2 separate regions of the Homo sapiens genome follow, and region 1 is linked to region 2. A link is an interaction called in ENCODE POLR2A ChIA-PET data of the cell type or tissue named here. Cell type or tissue: HepG2. All regions are shown on one strand. Links, peaks and the distances in the headings refer to the core of each region. The heading gives the core; the rest is flanking DNA.

What was found. ChIA-PET counts read pairs that join two places held together with the same protein. Peaks named below come from ENCODE experiments on the same cell type or tissue, not always from the same donor. Only the 100,000 strongest peaks of a DNase experiment are listed, where the experiment ranks them.
Region 1: POLR2A ChIA-PET joins it to region 2 with 6 read pairs; 6 of 35 experiments call an interaction of 5 or more read pairs at or near these places.

Annotation. Positions count from the first base shown.
Region 1 is chr7:156,985,164-156,992,684 of GRCh38, reverse strand. No RefSeq gene overlaps it. Among named protein-coding and RNA genes, the nearest start is that of MNX1-AS2, 17 kb to the left of the region's middle. In HepG2, for the core only: a CTCF peak has its summit at 5,456; a DNase peak (open chromatin) is centred at 3,854; H3K4me3 peaks cover 421 bases.
Region 2 is chr7:157,145,839-157,153,359 of GRCh38, reverse strand. The region is part of intron 1 of UBE3C (ubiquitin protein ligase E3C); the gene reads right to left. Among named protein-coding and RNA genes, the nearest start is that of UBE3C, 11 kb to the right of the region's middle. In HepG2, for the core only: no CTCF peak of the experiment used is centred there; a DNase peak (open chromatin) is centred at 2,269; H3K4me3 peaks cover 598 bases.

The DNA of each region.
Region 1 (7,521 bases), core at 1,558-6,557, 160 kb after region 2:
AGTTATCCGCCTGCCTTGGCCTCCCAAAGTGTTGGGATTATAGGCGTGAGCCACCGCACCCAGCCCTCATGTGAACTATTTTAACAGTGTCAACTGTTAAAATAAAAGGAAAAAAGGAACACTCATTCCTTCACACACACAGGGGTGGAGGCACAGTTCCGGAAGTGCATCTTGTGTGATATACCCGCTGTCTCTGAGCTCTGTGTTGAGTGCTCTGTGGGTGCGGCAGGACACCTGGGCCAGTGCAGCACGTCCCCGCAAGCTCCCCAGCCTACACTCCGCTGCCTAGGTGTGAGGCTCGAACACCTCCAAAACTTGATTTATCAGTGTTATTTCCACCATTGCTAAAGTAGGAAACCAGACTCCGTCGGCCCTGTTAAGTCTGATTCAGAAAACAGAGGGCCTTTAAAACCCTTTGTCCCTTGAAGTCAGAAAGGGCGAGAATACTGGCGATCTGAGGGTTGCTCCAGCTGGCTTGGGACCGGACTGACTTGCATTTCCTTCACTAATCAGAATTTTGAAGGCAAGGATAAAATAAATCTCAGATAATCACCTTGCATTTCTGATGAGTTAAATGAGTGTGTTTTACGCCCCGGTTGTATGAGCTTGCTTTTCCACACGCGGTGAGTGCCGGACAAAGACTTCCCGGGAGGTCTAGGTTTGTTGTGCTTTGTTTTTGCATCCTGTCTGATAATTAGGCCTTTGCACACATCTGTTTGGGATTGAGTCTTCCTAGGAAATCAGGGATTTGGCCAAGGCTGGGCAAAATTAAGCAATAATAATAGTAGTAATAGTAATAGAAACAGTAACAGCCTCTGTTTGATGGAGGGTGGCTGTCAGGTGCCTGCCGTGCGGTGCTGGGCTCCGAGATGTTAGGCTGGTCCTCAGAGCCTTGGGTCTTGTCTTGTACTTTGCAAGCTTTGCTTGACTTTCCATTTCAATTTTTTTTTTTTTTTTTTTTAGAATAAAGACACAGGGTCTCACTCTGTTGCCCAGACAGGAATGCAGTCATGTGATCATAGCTCCCTTGCAGCCTCGAACTCCTGGGCTCCAGGGATCCTCCATCTCAGCCTCCTGAGCCTCTGGGACCACAGTTGCATGCCACCATGTCTGGCTAATATTTTTAATTTTTGTGTAGATGCGGGGCGGGTCTCACTTTGCTGCCCAGGCTGATCTCAATCTCCTAGTTTTAAGCACTCCTCCCACCCCAGCCTCCCAAAGTGCTGGGATTCCAGGCATGAGCCACCGTGCCCGGCCAATAAAAAAGAAGCTTGCTTTACTTTCAATGAGGATAGTTCTCCTGGAGACAGCACAGATGTCCTGGATCATCCATCAGCTTTTAAGAATTACAAAATATGTAATCCCAGCACTTTGGGAGGCCGAGACAGGTGGATCACGAGGTCAAGAGATCGAGACCATCCTGGCCAACATGGTGAAACCCCCATCTCTACTAAAAATACAAAAATTAGCTGGGTGTGGTGGTGCGTGCCCGTTAGTCCCAGCTACTCAGGAGGCTGAGGCAGGAGGAGAATCACTTGAACCCAGGAGGCAGAGGTTGCAGTGAGCTGAGATCGCTCCACTGAACTCCAGCCTGGCGACAGAGCAAGACTCTGTCTCAAAAAAAAAAAAAAGAATGACAAAATCGATATTAATGTGGATGTTTGCAACAATATTCACGGCAGAATGGGGAATGAAAAGAAGAATGGATTCAGAGACCCTCCTATGTGCACTTCCATGGGAAGAGACCCAGTCTGCTCAATAAACAGGCACCCGCTCTGTCTCGATGAGAACCAACCCAATGATAGACACAGTCCTACGTCCTTTCAGGGACACAAAACCCGTCATACGTCATAAAATCCCAGGATCGGAGAGCTAGAAGTGCACTTATTCTTATCAATGTGAGGTTGCTGGCAAACCGAGCGGGACTCCTGCCCTCTAACCAAGTTGAAAATATGGGAGAAAAGGAAAAGCTGATGACAGAGACAGGCGCTGTGACTTGGTCGCGGCACCAGCCGGACCCTGTTGGTGTGACCCTGAGGCCCTGAGGCGTCACCAGTGCAGTGTCTCCTATCTCAGCACTTGTCCACAGATTTCACTAGAGCCCGCGACAGCTAGCCGGCCGCCTACCCCGTGCCTCTCCATCAGGAAGAAAGATCAGCGGAGAGAAGAACTGAGAATCATTGTCAGGGGGCCCACCCTGAGGCCAAGAGCTTGAGGCTGTGATTCTGTGGGCTCACAGGCCTGCCTGAACAGTTAGAGAGAAAGGAAATGGTAAGTTGACATGATGGGCCACAGCAGCTCAGAGTGGGTGGTGCCCTGGCTGACGGTCAGGAGGAGGCCAGACAGGTCCGGTGAGCATGGACCCTTCCAGCCCTGTTGACTGACAGGCTGACAGAGGGGCCGTCGCCTAGCTGCCAGGGGACTGCACAAGTGATGCTTAACCTTTCTACTTGCTTTTTAACTAGCGCAGGGACAAGGTAACAAAATAGGACAGGTGGTGTCATAAGAAATGACCCCAGACCTGGCTATGGGGCCACAGCGTAGCTGGAGTGGAGCTTCAAGGTTGTGCAGTTGGCGTTAGAGGCCTGCAAGCCACACCTGGGCCTTCCCGCTGCCTGCCACCCCCCAACAGGCACACAGTGCCACCAGTCCGGGAGGACGAGGGCCCAGGAAGCCTGAGGAGCCCCGCTCACTGGGAAGCCCAGGCCAGCACGGTCTCCCCGCAGGCACTGCCCAGGCCGCGTCCTCTGCACTCGCCACAGTGGACGAGGAGCCCTCGAGAGTCACAGATGAGGTCGGAGCATCGCTTTTCACCAGGCTCGCGGACCCAGGCCCTCCGGGACTACTTCAGTGGCCTAAAGATGAGCAGAGTGATCTCTGCGGGGGAGAGAGGGAGAGGGGCACAGGAAGTCTTATTTTTAATGAAGAATGACGGGACTGGAAGCTGGTCGAGAGGTGCTGTGGTGCCCTGGAGAACGCGCTCATTCCCAGGCTGCAGGCTGAGGCTACCAAGTGAAGCGTGGCCATGTCTGTACTCCAACAATCCCATCAGAACATGCATGGGTATAAATGGCTCCCTACGTAACTGTATATACACGTGTACTGAAAAACCACAGGAAAAGCAAACATGGCCAAATGTTAACTGGCAAACATAATAATAATGTAAGTGGAAGAATTTGCCCTCTTTCTTTGGAAACACTGACAAAATGAAATGAATAATCCATTCTCAATGTTTTTCTTCTTTTTTTGAGACAGAGTTTCGCTCTTGTTGCCCAGACTGAAGTGCAGTAGCGCAACCTTGGCTCACTGCAACCTCCGCCTCCCAGGTTCAAACGATTCTCCTGTCTCAGCCTCCCAAGTAGCTGGGATTACAGGTGTGAGCCACTGCGCCCAGCCCATTCTCAGTGATTTTCTATAGAAAATACCTTAAAAGCTGGTCTTGATCGTTTTTCCTTCCACCAGAGCTGAAGCTGCCCCGGCGTGGGCTTGAGACTTGGCTCTGCTTGGCGAGGCCCAGGCTCATCAGGCCTTACATCAGTGTGAGCCCCGGGCGGGAGCAGCCCTGGTGGCACTGAGTGCACGAGGGATTGACGGCTCCTTCCCCAGAGCAGGAGGGAGGGAAACACCGCGGTGGCCATGGTCAGTCGTGCTCGGAAAGGTCAGCCTTTGCTGGGGAGAGTGAGGAGGGGGCCACGGAAGTCCTGGGGCCAAGCATCGTCATCTGGACATGTCAAGGTCAGCACTGCTTAGCTCTGGCACCCGAGCCCGCCTGGCCTGTGGGACACACAGGGGCCATTGTTTCCCCAAACACACGGCCCCCGAACTCTGAACACCCCCTGCATCCTTAGGACATGTTAAACTGGCCCTGTTCCCTTTCATCATTTTACCACGCAAACATCATTTTTCATCATTGTCCAGCTCTACTCAAGATAAGTGTCACCTTCTGGTGAACTCGGCCCCTGTGCAGCCACACCCCCCATCGGCTTCATCAGTGCAGCCTGTGATGCAACAGTTAAGGCTGAGAACAAGAAAAGCTCCCCATTCCCTGGCCAGTGTTACTGTCACTAGAAAAATCCAAGTTTTATAGCACTTTGATAACACTCTCTACACACAAGCATCCACACAGACATCCGGAGTCCTCCACGCTCAGGGAGGTACAGCGCGGCCCTCCAGAAGCCCACACACTTCAGTTACTGTTCAGTCTCTACGTGATGCTGGCTCCGTGCTGTAGAACTGCCTTCCCTGGGAGGTGTCTGAGTTGACTCTAGATGCTTCCACGGCTGGTCTGTGGCTGCTTTCACAGGGCCTCTCTCCACCCGCTGGACTCACCCGCTGCTCTGTTCTGGGGCCCCTTCCTCTCATACCTCGTTCTCCTCAAGGGACTGCACATTTTGTTGGATCCCTAGGCTGCCACCCAGAGCTGGTGTCTACATCCTTCAGCCCTGACTTCCACGGGTGCCACTAGCCCCAGAAAACGCAACGCGCCTCAGGTTGAAATCCTCCTCCTCTGAAATCTATGAGCCTCCGCCCCCTTCTCAGAGACGTTCCAAGCCTCCACTGCCCCCTCCACCCTCTCGTTTAAGGGCACCACATTCTGGCCCGGCGCGGTGGCTCACCCCTGTAATCCCAGCACTTTGGGAGGCCGAGGTGGGTGGATCACTTGAGGCCAGGAGTTCGAGACCAGCCTGGCCAACATGGTGAAACCCCGTCTCTACTAAAAATACAAAAATTAGCCGGGTGTGGTGGCGAGTGCCTGTAATCCCAGCTACTCGGGAGGCTGAGGCAGGAGAATTGCTTGAACCTGGGAGGCGGAGGTGGCAGTGAGCTGAGATCGCACCACTGCATTCTAGCCTGGGCCACATAAAAATAAATAAATAAATAAAATAATATACAAAAATAAAATAAAATAATAATACAAAATAATAATAAAATAAAATTTCCACTCTTATTTGTGGAAAAGCAAGCTCATACAACCAGGGCATAAAACACACTCATTTAACTCATCAGAAATGCAAGGTGATTATTTGAGATTTATCTTTGCCCTCAAACTTCTGATTAGTGAAGGAAATGCAAGTCAATCCAGTCCCAATAAAATAATAAAATAAAATAATAATAACATTCTGATGAGCATTCATTAGAAGCGTCTCTTGAAATCTCTATTCTCAGGCTCCCACCTTGGCCTGGGCGCTTCCCTCCTGGCCTGGGAGGTCCAAGAGCCACCGAACTGACCTCTTGTCACCAACATTCCCACGTGCCGGACCAGCCGCCATCTCTGTCCAGCAATATTTTGACAACACAGTTTTGATTATGTAACCTCTTTGATGGTTTCCTTCTGTTGAGAAGAGGACTTCACTCCTCACTCCTTCACGGTCAGGTCTCAAGTTCATCTCCTGCCTCTGAGGTGCTTTATCGTGAGGCCACCGGAGGCGCCATCCCAGGCGATCCGCACACAGAGGTCAGCTCTGCCCAGCGTGTGCCCTCAGCTCCTCCCGGAAGAGCCAGTCCCAATGACCCTGCCTCTGGAAAAGCCTTTCCCTATTGCCCTGTCCCTGCTCCAGCAGGAGGAGCTTGACTTCTGCACACTTGTACTGTGGGGCTTCTCAACGCTTCAAGCAGGGCGTCTACACCCCTGCTCCGGAGCTTCACTGCATGGTGGCCCTGAGTGGGTTCCCAGTCAAATACATCAATCCCCACTCTTATTTGGGTCCTCCTTAAAAGAGGCCTTGAGCCGATGTAACTCAGAGGCCCCACCCACACATTCACTGCACAACGTTTTTTTCTTTTTCTTTTCTTTTCTTTTTTTTTTTTTGAGACAGAGTCTCGCTCTGTCACCCAGGCTGGAGTGCAGTGGTGCAATCTTGGCTCACTGCAACCTCCGCCTCCCGGGTTCAAGTGATTCTCCTGCTTCAGCCTCCCGAATAGCTGGGACCACAGGCAGGTGCCACCACACCCAGCTAATTTTCTGTATTTTCAGTGGAGACGGGGTTTCACCGTGTTAGCCAGGATGATCTCGATCTCCTGACCTCGTGGTCCACCTGCCTTGGCCTTGCAAAGTGCTGGGATTACAGGTGTGAGTCACTGCACCTGGCCTGTACAACATTTATTACAGTCAAAAGCGAATTACAGAAAGGGCGAGACTCCAGAGACAGATGTCAGCTGAATCCTAACACGCAGCTAACATTGCAAGCTCAACCCACAGCAACCTTTTTGCCATGAAAGCTCTCATTTTAATGTTGTTCCTCTTAACAGGACTTGACAATAAAGATGGGGCAACCAGAGGAAAAGTGAAGCAAAAGAAAGTTGGCTGGGTGAGGTGGCTCATGCCTGTAATCCCAGCACTTTGGGAGGCTGAGGAGGCAGATCACCTGAGGTCAGGAGTTTGAGACCAGCCCAGGCAACATGGTGAAACCCCATCTCTACTAAAAATATAAAAATTAACTGAGTGATAGTGGTGGACACCTGTAATCCCAGCTACTCAGGAGGCTCAGACAGGAGAATCACTTGAACCCCGGAGGCAGAGGTTGTGGTGAGCCAAGATTGCTCCATTGCACTCCAGCCTGGGCGACAGAGAGAGACTCTGTCTCAAAAAAAAAAAAAAAAGAAAAAAAAAATCATTCCAGAAGCTCCCTGATGAACTAGAATATCAACCAGGGCACTGCATAACCCCAGTGTCATGTTCTGGTCACCTGTCGGCATTCAGTGCAGAAGGCAGAGCCACTCTCGTTATTGCCGCAGAGGCATCTGGCAGGGGAGTGAGACGTGATGAGAGACGCTGGGTCTCCAGGGCAACTTGCAGGACAATTTGCTGGACGGGATGCTCCAGCCGCTGGGCCTGGACTGGCTGGGTGGGAGAATCTGCCCCTCAAGTGAGGCCCCGCCCCCAGTGCCTCTCCAGGCAGCTGGTGCAGCCTGGGCCTGCCACAGAGGAGCTCTGCATGCCCACAACTGTGGGCCAGGCATGGAGGCGGTGGGCACGTCTGCCTCACCTTCCAGATGTGCGTATGCAGCTAACGTGCAGCCCTCACCACATCTGGAGTTCTCCAGTGCCGGGGTCTGAGCACGTCGTGGTCTTCTCCAGCAGCAGATGCAGGAGCAGCAGGGATGTGGGAAGGAGGCGCCGCACCCAGGGGCCCCGTCTGCTGTTCCCACACCAGGGCCCTGCCGTCGTGCAGATGCAGCCTCTCTGCTCTGCCCACCCAGCTGCCACCGATGGACCTGTGCCCAGCCTTCTCCTGGCCCTCCGCCCCAGGGCTCCTGCTCACAGCCTTCACTCTATGCCTCCCTACCTGGGACCCGGCTGCACAGCCGCTTCCTACACCCCTACCCAGAGGGGGCGTCTGACCAGCTTTATGAGACCCTGGCCCCTCTGGGTGCCACTGTTGAATGGAGCTCCTCGGCCACGACTGGCCGGCTGCCTGGAACAGGGTGCTTTGGGGCCCTTCCCCTGTCCCTGGTCCAGTCAGTGCAGCCAGGCCAGAGAACACTAAGCCTGCTGCCTGTGTGAGCAGAGCCAGCGCTGGG
Region 2 (7,521 bases), core at 1,552-6,551:
TTTCAAGGTTACACTTTCTAAAATTTCGTCTTTTGCAGTAAAGGGGTTTCACAGTGGCAAGATGTGATGTGAACCATACTAACTGCCAACAATCTAGCGTCTGCTCACACAGCTCTAAAATAATATGTACAAAACTGAACAATTTTGTTTTGTTTTGTTTTTGAGAGGGAGTCCCACTCTTTCATCCAGGCTGAAGTGAAGTGGTGCGATCTCTGCTCACTGCAACCTCTGCTCCCCTGGGGTTCAAGCCATTCTCCGGCCTCAGCCTCCCAAGTAGCTGAGATTACAGGCGCCCACCACCATGCCTGGCTAATTTCAGTATTTTTAGTAGAGACAGGGTTTCGCCATGTTGGCTAGGCTGGTCTCAAACTCCTGACCTCAGGCAATCCACCCCCCTCAGCCTCCCAAAGTGCTAGGATTACAGGCGTGCATCACCACACCTGGCAAAAAATTAAACAACGTTAAAGCTGCACTGTAAGAAAAATTAGTTCCAAAAGATGTAGGACTGTTGGAACCACCTTCTCAGTGCCTGCAGGATGTGGTCCTCAACTTCCCAAGCAGTTACAGGAATGCACAAGTAAAGCAGGAGACAGAAGCAAGATGTGCCGGCAAGACAACCTGCCCAGACACGAGGGAGAGGCCGTACAGCATCCGGATAAACAAACCACAGGGCAGTGTTGGGGGTTTTGCTAAATTATTTGGACTCCAGGCCTTGATTTCTTCCTCCACAGGACACTAACACCTCTGCCTCACATATCAGAAGTCGAGATCAATGAGCTCATAAACGAAAAGTGCCCTGCAGGAGAACAAATAGTGAGGAGCGCAAGGATCTGCATGTGACAAACAAGGAGAGAAACACAAACATCCTTAAAAGAAAATGCCCACTGCAGGTTTTAGGCCCTCATTGCTCTTCAGGCACAAGTGTGGGTGCTTCTCCCTTGATTTCCCTGGCTTCAGGCTTTGCCTCCCTAGATTCAAACACCCAAACTGCCCCCCACGCATCTCTAAAACCTAAGTCTCATTAATGTGCTTAAAACTCTTTAGCGGCTTTCCAGTCCTCCCTGAATATGCCTTAGTGTGGCCTACAATGCTCCCCAGCTCTGTCCCTAATTACCTTTCCCCCAGCTCTCTCCCTGACTACCTTCCTCCCAGCTCTGTCCCTGACTACCTTCCTCCCAGCCTTCTCTTCCACTTTCCCTACACCCTTTGCCCACCCCCATTCTGGCCACAACCTGTAGCTGAACACCACGTCTCCATGGTTGGACAGCTTTGCCCATGCTGTCCCTCTAACTGGTGACAGTAATGTTAATATGTAAATAGTCCTAAGAATCCTACCCAGTCCAGCACACAAAAACTGATGCTTGCTTGGGGTTCTGGAAATAGGATACACACATGGTACTAGAACAGAAGGGGAACAAACTTCTGGGTACGAGGCTGTGCAGAAGAGTTCTCAGATGACGGCCACTTTACTGTGATGCTCCCCTGCTTCTCACTTCACTCACCTCTCCTCCCTGTCATGATGTGGCTACCTCCTGCTCCACGGTTGTCATGGTGACAAACCAAGGGCTGACTGACTTCAAAATCATTGACTCCTCTTGGTCCAATTGCATAGCCCCCTCTTCTCTCCAAGGGCAAATGGATTAAAAAGCTAAATGATCTAAATCAGTGAATTTGCATTGTTACAAAAAATTACTCCTTATGGTTCTACTGGGCTTTTTTGAGGAAGACACTTAAACGGCTTAATAGATAGTATTTCCGGCAGGATAATGCAGGAACCTAAGCATTTCCAAGCAGCATACGGGAGAAGGTAACAGTTCACAAGAAAAGCCAGCACATGATCAGGAGGGCACATCTAGAAAAATAGCATTTTAAGTCAGGTCTCTATTTACTTGTTTTTTAAGCTGCTCCTAGTTTGCCAATTTCTTTGTTACATTTCCAAAGAGCTATACAATCTTCTCCGAGTGAACTCACATTCACCAAAATGTATGTTGACAATGCTTGCTTTTTAACTCACTGTGTTGTTATTTATGTAGCCAATAACTACTGATACAGAAGGTAAGAGGTAAGAAGGAAAACCACAATTTTTAACTCCTAATAGGCTGAGGCAGAAAACACAGCGTATTTGTTTTGCAGCGCCAGCGTTTACGACTAAGCTAAACCTGAAGCTCCCTTCTACGGTGGCTTCAGGATTATGTCCACAGACGCTTTGCTACTGCTGCCCTTTAGGGGGTGGAGCCCGACTCCCCTCACCCCGAGAGTGGGCTGGACAAATACACCATGACCAAAGTCACCACAGGCTTTGCCCTTCCTCCCTGCTCTGTCTGCTCAGCAGCTTAGCGGGAGGCCAGCTGCCATGAGGACACGGTATCCCTAAGAAGCCCCGCAAGCGGCCGAGAACTGACTCTCCTGCCAACGGCCAGCACTAACTTCCAGGCTTGTGAACAGGCCAGCGCAGAAGTAGATCCAGATGCCTGCCCCACAGAACTGACCAAGGTAACAAAAACGTATTGCTTTAAGCTCTATTACACAGCAATAAGCAACTAGTATCTTTCTTTTATTCAATGGAAATTAAGAAACTGGGAAACTAGCTATCTTTACTGTTCAGATAAACATAATTTAAATGCAGACTGCAATCCTGTTTTGTAATCTACTTATTTCCATTAACAATAAATCATGTTCATAAATACAAGTATGTTAATAAATTAATGACAGACATTAATACGCATCATGACCATTTTAAATGGCTGCACAGTATTTCACTGCATTGTTATATTAACGGTTATTTAACAAATGTCCTGTATTTAGACATGTAGGCTGTTTCAGTATTTTTCAGTATTATAAGTAATGCCATAAATCACCTTTCCCATGCATCTTCTCTTATGCATATTAGTTCACTAGAATAAATTTTTACGTTTCTAAATGTAGAAATTTGTTCTGCTGGATTAGAGGGGACATATCTTGTTAGACTCTTTTTTTTTTTTGAGACAGAGTCTTGCCCTGTCACCCAGGCTGGAGGACAGTGGTATGATCTCAGCTCACTGCAACCTCTGCCTCCTGGGTTCAAGCGATTCTCCCGCCTCTGCCTCCCAAGTAGCTGGGATTACAGGCGGGTGCCACCACACTCAGCTAATTTTTTGTATTTTTAGTAGAGATGGGGTTTCACCACGTTGGCCAGGCTGGTCTGGAACTCCTGACCTCAAGTGATCTGCCAGCCTCCACCTCCAAAAGTGCTAGGATTACAGGTGTGAGCCACCATGCCTGGCCTTGTTAGACTCTTGATAAATCTGTTATAACCAACCCTAGGTAGGTTGTGCCCAGTGTCTGTATGCCCTCAGCAACAGCAGGTATTACAGCCTGTAATTTGACCACCATCGAAGGTGATGGGCTATGGAAAGCATGGCTTCTCCTTCATGCTGACAAATGGTAAAGGGCGGCATTTGGAGGCCTGAGACAGGAGAACAAGGACATGCAGAAAGCAGCTGCTTTAAAGGCAGTAAAAAACAGGGGTCACAGTCAAAGAATAAGATGCCCCACTTCCAAATTCCTAGGTGCCTACATTCTATAATAGAAGAATTAAAGAAAAGTCACAGAGTGAAGCTCCTTACAGCTTTTGCAAGAACTTCTTTTGAGGCTATTCTATGGTCTTATGAGACCATCTATTTTTTCAACCTTTTAAGGACCCTAGCTGGCAATTCACACTGTAACTCAAGAAAATCAGCACACATTCAAGTGGTTAAAGCCAAGTAGGGGATATCATGAGGCAAGCCAGATGCTTAAGGCACAAATTTAAGGAGGCACTCACTCTCAGGGATGTGCCAGTGCAGGGTCCGCCTGTGCATGAACCTGAGAGTAAGTGCCTCCTTAAATACTGTATGGTGCTTTACTCACCTCCCTGTAGGCCCAGATTTAATGTCCAAAGAAAATGAGACAATGAGACAATTAGTCTCAAGTCTCACTCCTTCCATTCCGCTTGGTTTCTATTTTTAAAAATCGGTTGAATTCCTGGCCAGGCATAGTGGCTCACGCCTGTAATCCCAGCACTTTGGGAGGCTGAGGTGGGTGGATCACCTGAGGTCAGGAATTCGAGACCAGCCTGACCAAGATGGTGAAACCCATCTCTACTAAAAATAGAAAAATTAGCTGGGTGTGGTGGCAGGCACCTGTAATCCCAGCTACTCCGGAGGCAGAGGCAGGAGAATTGCTTGAACCTGGCAGGCGGAGGTTGCAGTGAGCCGAGATTGAGCCATTGCACTCCAGCCTGGGCGACAAGAGCAAAACTCTATCTCAAAAAACAAAAAAAGAATTCTTAACCTTATCTATAGCAGGGAACTACAGTCTTTTGCTCCTACATGTAAAGGATACAGCATAACTGTATTCGAAGGAACAAATGCAGTGTTGCTAAATAATACCAGTCCTGACAGTCAATTAACATTTTCAGAGCCAGGCTGGGGTTGGGTAGTGGCAAGCCTGGAGTTCCAGCTCCTCAGGAGGCTGAGGCAGGAGAATCGCTGGAGATCAGGAGTTTGAGGCTGCTGTGCACTATGATCATGCCTGTGAATAGCTACTGCACTCCAGCCTGGGCGACACAGTGAGGCCCTGTCTCTTAAAGGAAAAAAAAAAAAAAAAAAGAACTAATTTGATCTTAGAAAATATTTTGACTTTATTTGATGCCAGATCTGTAAGAAAAAGTTTTTATGTTCCACTACAATGTATATGGAGCATTATACTATCACATCCATTACACCTCTGCTTTTTAAAACAAAATAGCACAAAACATTTTAAGTTAAAATATTCTAGGTAATCCCTTCAATTATATAATAGAGGGCAGTTTTACAAAACTAGGTAATCCCTTCAATTATATAATAGAGGGCAGTTTTACAAAACTAAGCAATCAAGTTCTTACCATCTTAACAGTCTAGACCTATCATAGGGGAGGAATTAAAACTAGAGTAATTGAGGCCAAGCATGGTGGCTCACACCTGTAATCCCAGCACATTGGGAAGCTGAGGTGGGCAGATCACTTGAGGCCAGGAGTTCAAGGCCAGTATGGACAACATGGCGAAACCCCATCTCTACTAAAAATACAAAAAAATTAGCCAGGCCTGGTGGTGGGCGCCTGTAAGCCCAGCTACTTGGGAGGCTGAGACAGGAGAATCACTTGAATTCGGGAGATGGAGGTGGCAGTGAGATCGCACCACTGTACTCCAGGCACTCCAGCCTAGGCGACAGAGGGAGACTCTGTCTCAAAAAAACAAAATAAAACAAAAAAACTATAGTAATTGGTTTTGGTAGGCCCTAGAGTATCCTCATTCCATAAGGCCAGTATCACCCTAATACCAAACCAGACAAAGACATCACAAAAACACCCTAAATTGATGTCCCTCATCAAAAGAGATGCAAAAATCCTGAACAAAATATCAACAAGCTCAATCTAACATCGTATACAAAGAATTATGCATCACAGTCAAGTGGGATTTATTCCAGATACGCAAGACGGGCTCAATATTCTAAAATGACTTAATGTGATCCATCATATCCACAAGCTGCAGAAGGAAAATCACATAACATTAACAGATACAGAAAAAGCATCTGACAAAACCCAACCTTCATTCATGATAAAATTCTGCAAACTAGGAATAGAGGGGAATTTCCCCAATTTGATAAAGAATATCTACCAAAAAACCCACCAAACATCATACTTCATGATGAGAAACTCAAAGCTTTCCCACTAAGATTAAGAACAAGGCAAGTTCTCACCACTCCTTTTCAACTATAATCCTACCTAATGCAGTAAGACAATAAAACACATTGCTTTCTGATGGTCTTAGAAAAGAAAAAAGAAAAAAAAGGCATACAGATCAGGAAGGAAGAAATAAAACTGTCTTTGGTTGCAAATGAAATGATTATCTGTGCAGGAAATTCCAAGTATCAACCAAAAAACCACTCCTGGAACTAAGAAGTGATTATAGCAAGATTTCAGGACATAAGGTTAGTACATGAAAGTCAATTGCTTCTCTACAAATAAGCAATGAACTGGAATTTGAAACTGAAACACAATACCATTCACATTAGCACCCCTTAAAAATAAACGCTTAGGTATAAATCTAACAAAATAGGTATAAGGTATATATAAGGAAAATTATATAACCAATGAAAGAAATAAAAGAACTAAACAAATTAAGAGATATTCCATATTCATGGATAGGAAGGCTCAACACTGTCAAGATTTTAGTTTTTCCCAACTTGATCTACCAATTCAGCACAATCCCAATCAAAATTCCACAGGTTTTTTTTGTGAATATCAACAAACTGACTCTTATGGAGAGGCAAAAGATCCACAATAGCCAACACAATACTAAAGAAGAAGGAAGTCGAAGGACTCACACTACCAGACTTCAATGCTTACTATGGTTGGGCGCGGTGTCTCACTCCCGTAACCCCAGCACTTTGGGAGGCTGAGGCAGGCGGATCACTTCAGGTCAGGAGTTCAAGACCAGCCTGGCCAACATGGTGAAATCCAGTTTCTACTAAAAATACAAAAATTAACCAGGTGTGGTGGCACATGCCCACCCAGCTACTCAGGATGCTGAGGCAGAAGAACCACTTGAACCCAGAAGGCAGAGTTTGCAGTGAGCCGAGGTCACAACACTGCACTCCAGCCTGGGCAACAGGAGGCTCCCTCTCAAATTAAAAAAAAGTTTAGTTTAATATATATACTAAGTAGTACAGTTTACTACAGATCTGTTACAGTAATCAAGATGGTATGGTATTGACAAAAGGGAGAGAGATCAATGGAGGAGAGAATAAAGCCATAACAGAGCTTAGAAACAGATCGTAAAGGCCGGACGCAGGGGCTCATGCCTGTAATCCCAGCACTTTGGGACGCCCAGGCGGGCAGATCACGAGGTCAGGAGTTCGAGACCAGCCTGACCAACATGGTGAAACCCCCGTCTGTACTAGAGTAGCCAGGTGTGGTGGTGCACACCTGTAATCCTAGCTACTCGGTAGGCTGAGGCCGGAGAACTGCTTGACAGAGGTTGCAGTGAGCCGAGATTGCGCCACTGCACTCCAGCCTGGGAGACAGAGCGAGACTTCGTCTCAAAAAAAAAAAAGAAATAGATCCATAAAAATATAGCCAACTGATCTTTGACAAAGGAGCAAAGGCAGGCATTCAATGGAGTTGGGGAATGTCTTTTCAGAAATGGTGCTAACTGGACATCCACAAACAAAAAAACTTCAAAAATTAAAAATCTAGACACAGATTTTATATCCTTCACATAAATTAACTCAAAATGGATCAGAGACCTAAATGTAAAATACAAAATTATAAAACTACTAGAAAATACGAGAAAATCTAGGTTACCTTGGCTTTGGTAATGACTTTTTAGACACAACGCGAGAAGCAAGATCCATGAAAAAAACACTGGTGAGCTGGACTTCATTAAAATTCAATAGTTCTCCAATGTCACAAATGTACCACACAGATACAAGATGTAAATAACAAAGGAAACAGCGTGCAGC